Linked DNA regions of Homo sapiens: region 2 is linked to region 1. A link is a contact called in ENCODE Hi-C data. All regions are on one chromosome and are shown on one strand. Each heading gives the region's core, a stretch centred on a gene start or an enhancer-like site at or near the end of the contact. The rest is flanking DNA. Distances are from core to core; before and after follow the strand shown. Region 1 overlaps ELL2 (elongation factor for RNA polymerase II 2). Region 2 overlaps LINC01340 (long intergenic non-protein coding RNA 1340).

The links. Hi-C counts contacts between places; a loop is a spot of excess contacts on that map. Pooled maps may share reads with other maps.
Region 2: a pooled map shows a loop between it and region 1 (14-fold over the local background). The contact joins two enhancer-like sites. A Hi-C loop is called at or near these places in 2 of 37 single-sample maps with no recorded cell type and 2 of 50 pooled maps.

The regions. Positions count from the first base shown.
Region 1 is chr5:95,922,878-95,926,441 of GRCh38, reverse strand. All of the region lies in intron 2 of ELL2 (elongation factor for RNA polymerase II 2), which reads left to right. Among named protein-coding and RNA genes, the nearest start is that of ELL2, 37 kb to the left of the region's middle. RefSeq lists enhancers at 1,423-1,717, 2,199-2,338. Within about 2 kb of position 1,546, at least 6 of the 41 ENCODE cell types and tissues checked have a DNase peak (open chromatin) inside an H3K27ac peak, as active enhancers do.
Region 2 is chr5:97,546,494-97,550,057 of GRCh38, reverse strand. All of the region lies in intron 2 of LINC01340 (long intergenic non-protein coding RNA 1340), which reads right to left. Among named protein-coding and RNA genes, the nearest start is that of LINC01340, 44 kb to the right of the region's middle. Within about 2 kb of position 1,882, at least 2 of the 41 ENCODE cell types and tissues checked have a DNase peak (open chromatin) inside an H3K27ac peak, as active enhancers do.

The DNA of each region.
Region 1 (3,564 bases), core at 297-2,796:
TCTCTTTGTGCTAGAAAAATTTGGCATTTTGCACTACTCTCTTCAGTAAAATAGCTATCATATGGAAATTTCAGACGGCTCTAATATGTGTTGGATCCTCTCTACCCTCTGCCCTTCCCTGTCAGTAGGAATATTTAGCTCTTATTGATTTCTCTAATACTTAACTTTTTCTATTGCCAGTGAAGGCTACCCTCCCCTTCCTACTCCTCCACCCTTCAGCATTGGTTTGCACATCTGGGCTGATGTGAGAGGCTTTTTTTTTTTTCTCCCCTCAACCCATAATGTTTGGGCCTAAAGTCATAACTGCAGGTCTAGTTTAAAAAATAGCACATGTGGCTTTCAGGTTGAGGTTTCTATTTTCTGTTCTGATTCTAGACTATTCTGTCCCTAAACTGTGGAGCCTGAATAGTACATGCAAATATATTTCTCTAGCTTAAAGTATATTTTCTAGATTTTAAGGAAGTCACAGAATCAAGAGTCTAGAAATAATTTGAGAACAACAGAGAATTCTAATGTTTAAATGTTTGCAGTAAGTTTGTATCTAAGCTAATATATAGTCTATATATAGTCAAATAATAGATTTTAGATAAAATTAAGAGATGGACTGGCTTCCTGGGATGCCGGAGGGGAGGTGGGTTCTGAGGCCATACAAATTGGGAAACTATTCAGTATGAAAAGACCCACAGCAAAGAAAGTTATTTTGTTTAACTTGGCATTTCCTAAATTTATTTGAGGAAAGAACCCCTCTTTCACATAAGGAAACTTTTCAGCATGCTTCAGAAATGCTGGTGGAAAGAAAGCAAACACTTCAGTTCTAGGCCTGGCTCAGGCATTAATCCACCTTTTCATTTAACAAATATGCATTGAGTGACTACTTTGTGCCACGCACCACTTGAGGTGCTGACAATATATTCAGGGAACACAACAGACAAAAGCCTCTGTCCTTGCAGAGCTTATATTCTAGTGAAGGGAGAAAGACTATAAACATAATATGTTAGTATTACAAGGTAATGAGTGTTTCAGACAGCCATGGAGCAGGCTCGGATTTGTAGTACAGGGGTTGTCAATCTAAGTATGACTCTAACTTGAACAAATCACTAAGCCTCATTGTCCCTAATCTATAAAAAAGAAATTATAGATGATCTTGGCCCGCTCAGCTATATGAGTCCACTTTAACACCAGGAATTGTCATGTCAAACCATGGTACTGCTGGTTCACTGAGCATTTACAATCACCTTATCAGAAAAGGTGTCTGTCAAACAAGAATTCTGTAAGTTTGAATGATTTGTAATCCCACAGAAGAACAAAACACTTAAATAAATGAAGAAAACCCTTGCTGGTTCTATTTTTAATCTAATGTATACCTCAATCCAATATTGAGTAGAAAGTATTTGACTCAAGGACAGGAAACCTGCAGTAAAGGTACCAACAGCTTTTCAGCAGATGTTAGCATTCACATATGAGAAAGTTGCAGCAGTGTGCACATTGTGCTTCTGCCCTAGATCCTTATGTAAATAGGACGTCCGTGACTTGATGTTGAAATGACCTTTCAGGCAGTATTCTGTTGCCACATGCCTGAGCTTGTATCCCAGAGTAATTAGACGTTTTGACTTACACATCTTGGTATACAGTGTTTATGCTAATTATAAATGTCTGAAAGTTTCCTGAAACTTTTTCTTTGTAGCTTTTTATCAAAGACAGACAGGAGGTTGGGAGGAGGGTTGTGGATTGTGGTCCTAAGCCTTTGATTTTCAGTCTCTCATTTTTGGAATGAAAATTAAAATCTGCTTTTCCAGTTGCCGAGACATGGTGGTATATTTTTATATTCTTCATCTTGAACAAGAAACTGTTTGGAATCACAGCATTTTAATACTTTTTAAATAATATTTTATTCTTAAGGCATTTAGCTAAAAATTCAAGATTGTGAGTCCCTAAATAAAAATTATTCCCAACTGACCTGTAGGAAAAGCTTAAAATACTAAAATTAAAATGGAGAAGTTTCTATCTCACAAAGGAATGGTCTTCCAATATTGTTTCAAAATCAGACCTCAAAACTTATTTCCTGTGGTGGTTACCTCAGTCCTCAAAGCTGACCCTAGGTCTACCAGTAGCAGTCAGTACATTTTCACTTCCTCCTCCTCGTATTTCATGAACCTGAAGGCTAGTTTTTAAGAAAATGCTTTATAACCATTTTGGAAAAAAGAACTGTGTAGATACACAATGGAATAGGCTCCTGCATATCAGAGGGGACTGACGCATATCCACAGGTTCCTCTGAAACTCTGCCTGAATGGCTCTAGATTAGACAAGGTCTCAGACCCACCCTAGCTCTGGCCTTCAACAGTCCCACAGGTTCTGGTCTGCTCTGAAGTTGCCATAGTTTAGTTCTAAAGCTTCCCTCTCACCAACCTGCCCTAATTGTCATATATTACCTGCTCTTTCCAATAAGTCTCCTGCTTTCCTGTCCATTGGCCAAATTGTTACACAGCCTTACCAGCCATAAACATAAGTGCTACCTTATATACCCATTTCATTCTTAAGAGTATACTTGGATATTGATACAATTAACTTTGTGTCTAATTAATACATCTTCAAGAAATTAGATGCACTAAGTCTACAAACCCTTTTGAAATTTTAAGGATGTAAAATTTGCCTGAAAACATCTTGCTCTTGAAAAGCTTCAGATTAGCTCAGACCATACCATCTGCATTGATGCTGCTCTGAAACTACCAAGAAAAGGCAATGTAGAACTCTGATTGGCCTGGGCTTAGCTCAGACCATACCATCTGCATTGATGCTGCTCTGAAACTACCAAGAAAAGGCAATGTAGAACTCTGATTGGCCTGGGCTCCATGTCCCTTTGTTCCCTAACCTCTAAGCTCCACTTCAGCTCCATAGCTGCAAAGAAACTCATGACGTGCATCAAGAGTCACCCTTTGGTCCCAAAGTGAACACTATTTGCCCTGATGCCTGCCCCTGCCGTGTCTGCGTACTGCTCAAATATACCCATAGTGTTACACGCAGGTAGGAGAGACTGTTGAGAAGTTCTGCTATCAGAGGTGAGGACAGAGGTGGTTTGTTACTGATCTTTAGCAGTCTGAGAATCTTATCATTGTGTGTGGCATATGATAAGAACAAGGAAAAATGGTAGGGATTGAAAGCACTCTGCAGATAAGTTACTCTGTATTTCTTTTTTTTTTTTCACTTTATTTTTTATTTTTATAGACACAGGGTCTCATTGTGTTGCCCGGGCTGGTCTCGAACTCCCAGGCTCAAGTGATCCTCCCACCTCAGCCTCCCAAAGTGCTGGGATAACAAGTGTAAGTCACCACACCCAGCCTCTGATTTCTTTTCTAAGGGGATGACCTATTTCTGTTTATAATCCAAAATTTATCAGCCTTGGCCCTACTGATATTTTGTACTGCGTAATTGGAGGGAATGTCCTGTGCAGTGTAGGGTGTTTGGCAGTATCTCTGGCCTCCCACTACATGCCAATAGCACCCTCCCAGACCAAATGTCCTCTGGGGGACAAAATTGCCCCTTGTTAAGAACCACTGTTTTAATC
Region 2 (3,564 bases), core at 633-3,132, 1.6 Mb before region 1:
CCTGGGTGGTCAACAGGTAACAGGTACACAAATTCATATGATTTACAACTCAGGCAAACTGGCAGATACACTCAGGGTGCCTAATAGTGTAGATTTTTAAAAAGGAAGAAATATCAGTAGCAGTTTTTTTCTTAGGAAGATCCAATGGATTTTTAGATTTGCATTATATCACTGTGCTTATTCAACATACTATTAAGAACACTCAAAATTTAGCTGAGCCATTATTTATACCAATTAAAAGAGGAGCAAAATAGCCTAAATTTGTAACTGAAAAAGATTTGAATTTGGCTTTGGGGAACATTAAGGAATTTTTCCCTCATCATGTTTACTAAATACCTGTTGTAGGGATGACTCACTAAGTAGCTCTAGAGGGAAAGAAAAGGCATTGGGAAAGTAGCCAAATGTATCTTAATTTGATAGATTGAATCCCTGCCATTCATTTTTAAAAGATTGGTTACGGACTCGTCCTTTGAAGAAACCCTCTGTTTCATCCACGTTTCTGGCTCCTAACAGAGAATCCTCCCTGCGCTTCCCCCTCACCAAAAGAAAACAATTTGGAAAAATTATCTTCCTTTTCATATTATAAAGTTTATTAAAGTAGTGTGTACCTGGGCTCAAAACAAACAAACGAAAAACAACTTAGTACAGAAAGGTTTATTTTGAAAAGCAATTAATAACTATTTGTAACATTTTTTCTGTCCCCTATTTGTTCTGGCAAAAGAGAAACGCTTTAATTCTGCTAATTGTTCCCGTTTCAGTTGTAATGTTGATAATCTTTAAATTTTAAAAGAAAATCTTATGCATTATTTCCAGATTTATTAACTGTCATATATCATTTATTGACTTTTTGCTATGATAAATGAGGATAAAACTGACTCTCTAGAAGCACTACCCTGGTTCATAATTGAGTAGGAGTGGTCAATCCTCATTCTATTTTTCAAAACTAAGAAAAAAAAGTTAAACTAGTAGCATGCTTTTCTTCACAGGATGTCTTTTAAATCATTGCCAAGGACACTGCTACTTTAGGCATCAGTGAACTGGAATTCTATAGAGGTATTAGAATGTTGAAACCAAAGAATATGATTGAAGATATGGGTTGGTGAGTCAATTACAACTATAATCTTCTGCTCCCTTCTGTTTCTCCTACCTTGAACCCCAAGCAACCTTCTCCAGGAAATCTTTTAATGATTCTCTTATCTATCACTTTCAATGATGCATTTTACTCATAGACTTTCATGATATCTATAGTTTCTTGACTTCTTACTTTCTCATTTGAGTTTCAGCTTCACTCTTGTCTCCTAAATGAAGCTAAACACTTCTAATCATTCTCCTTAAGGGTTAACTTGCCCCTGCCTCATTACAGAACTATTTAGTTACCAAGAACCAAATTACTGTCTTTCTACTATAACCTCATGTCATTTCTATCCACACATTTAGAATTGATGTGGTGGAAAGCACTATCCACCAGGAACCCACAAGCTGACTTCCACTTCTTGATTTGAATGTGTGGCTTGGGACACATCTAGAAAAACAAAGGGATGAAGTAAATGAACCCTCAGCTCTGACCATCTGCCTACTTGGTGCAGGCACAGTGGTTAGCCTCCTTTGGCTTTCCAAAGGGCCGACACTTTGTCAATATGCACCACTATGGCCACACTAGTTGTTAAGGGCAACTTCTGTTCTGATTGGTCAGTACCCAGTCAGAATAATCTATTCTCCCAACCAATATTTATTGGGTTCCTACCAGCAGCAAGGTATCTACTAGACCCTGAATATTTATTGGATAAAATATATATTCTAAGTCAAAGTGTCTCTGCTAGTAATGTAATGTGTGACTTTGGCCCAACCACTTAACATGCCTGGGTTTCAGTTTCCTCATTTGCAAAACAGGAAATGTTCAAAGTCTGTTTTTCTCAAGTGATTTATGAGTCAGTAATGATTACACTCAAATTGGTAGAATTCACTTTTTAAAGTTACAAGTAAAGGAAATAGGTCATATTTTTACAAAAGCAATATGTTAGTTTTTAATTATAAAGAAAAGTAAAGCCAATTACCAGGGGAAAAATCAGTGCAGCCATTTTCTCCCTGAATAAATGTCTAATTATCTACAACATCTCATTTTCCAGTTTCTAGCCATATTTATATATTCAGTTGTTATTGGAATTTTCACCTTGAGAAGATATCCTGATTTGACAGAGCAAAATATAAAATATGATCTTGAAGATAAATAAATCCATTGAACTCTGCCAACCACAATCCCACTCTGTTCAAAGCTGCAGTCGGGTTCTAATTCCTCAGCAAAGAGATGAGCCTGTGCTCTGTGCCAGGCTGTGTGAACCATGTGACACAACAAAATGTGTAAGAAATTATCTCCACCTTCAAATAGTTTAAGATGCAGTAATGTGACAAGCACAAAACGTAACATGACTGTAAACAGACATGGCCTGGTGAGTCCCTAACATGTCATGACATTTCAAGAGCAAGCACTGTGTGGTTTCACAGAAAAGGGCTGCCAAAGAAGATGGGATGTAAATCTCACTGATTAAAAAAAATCAGTAGCTAACACACACAGAGACACAACATATATGCATAACACCTATGCAGATGTGTTTATGTGTGTGTGTATATATAGTGAGAGTGAAAAATGAGAACCCATTCTTATCATTAGATTTAAAGAGAACACATACATGAAGTACTTAGAACAACGCTTAGCATATAGTAAGGGCCCTAAAAGGATGAGCTGTTAGGTCATAGGAACACTGACATTTGAGAAGGCCAGAACACCCATGAGAGTCACAAATGATCACTGAACATCCTTCACACCCCCAAGCCCCAAATTTCTGACCCCTCTCTCCTGACAGGTTTGCCAGCAGAACCCAACTAGATGGACCGGTTCCTCTGGAACCTGTGGTGGGCATGCCACCCAGGTAGGCCAATCAAAGGGCCTCATCTGCTTGGCTATTTTGGTTGATCTACCAAGAGGCACGTAACACTGGTGGCATCAGATTTCTTATCTGGATTTTTCTCAAACCTGCCACTGCCCTATTCCTGCCAACCATGCAAAAATACCAATTTATTCCATGGAAAGAGAAAAAAGATTAACTAGGAGGAGAGATCTCATTACCTGACAGGAGATAATGTCTTTGAAAAAATTAAACAAGCACCAGAGAACAGAATAACTAGGGATTTGTAGCCTTTAAAATATTTTAGCCTCTAGAGATACCTATAATTGTGCTTTTAGCATGAAATCTATGAAATAAATTTTGAGATTTATGGATATTTATTTTTCCTATGAAAATTTTCTTGGAATCATAATGGTGTAGTTTCTGCACTATGTCTTTTAAAAGCTAGTTGCAGGTGGGATCTCTCTCTCATTATGTGAAAGGCTAGCATTTGCTCAATTTAAATGTGTGTATTCTTTGCAATCTTTCCCTAACAAGTTTCTTTATAGCACATCTCTTGAAAAAGTGCAGTATTACTTGTTAGAAAATAAAACTTTTATCCTTTTTAAAAAGCATTAATATATGAAGTTAATAATCTTGATTGTAAAAAAGAACTTTCTGA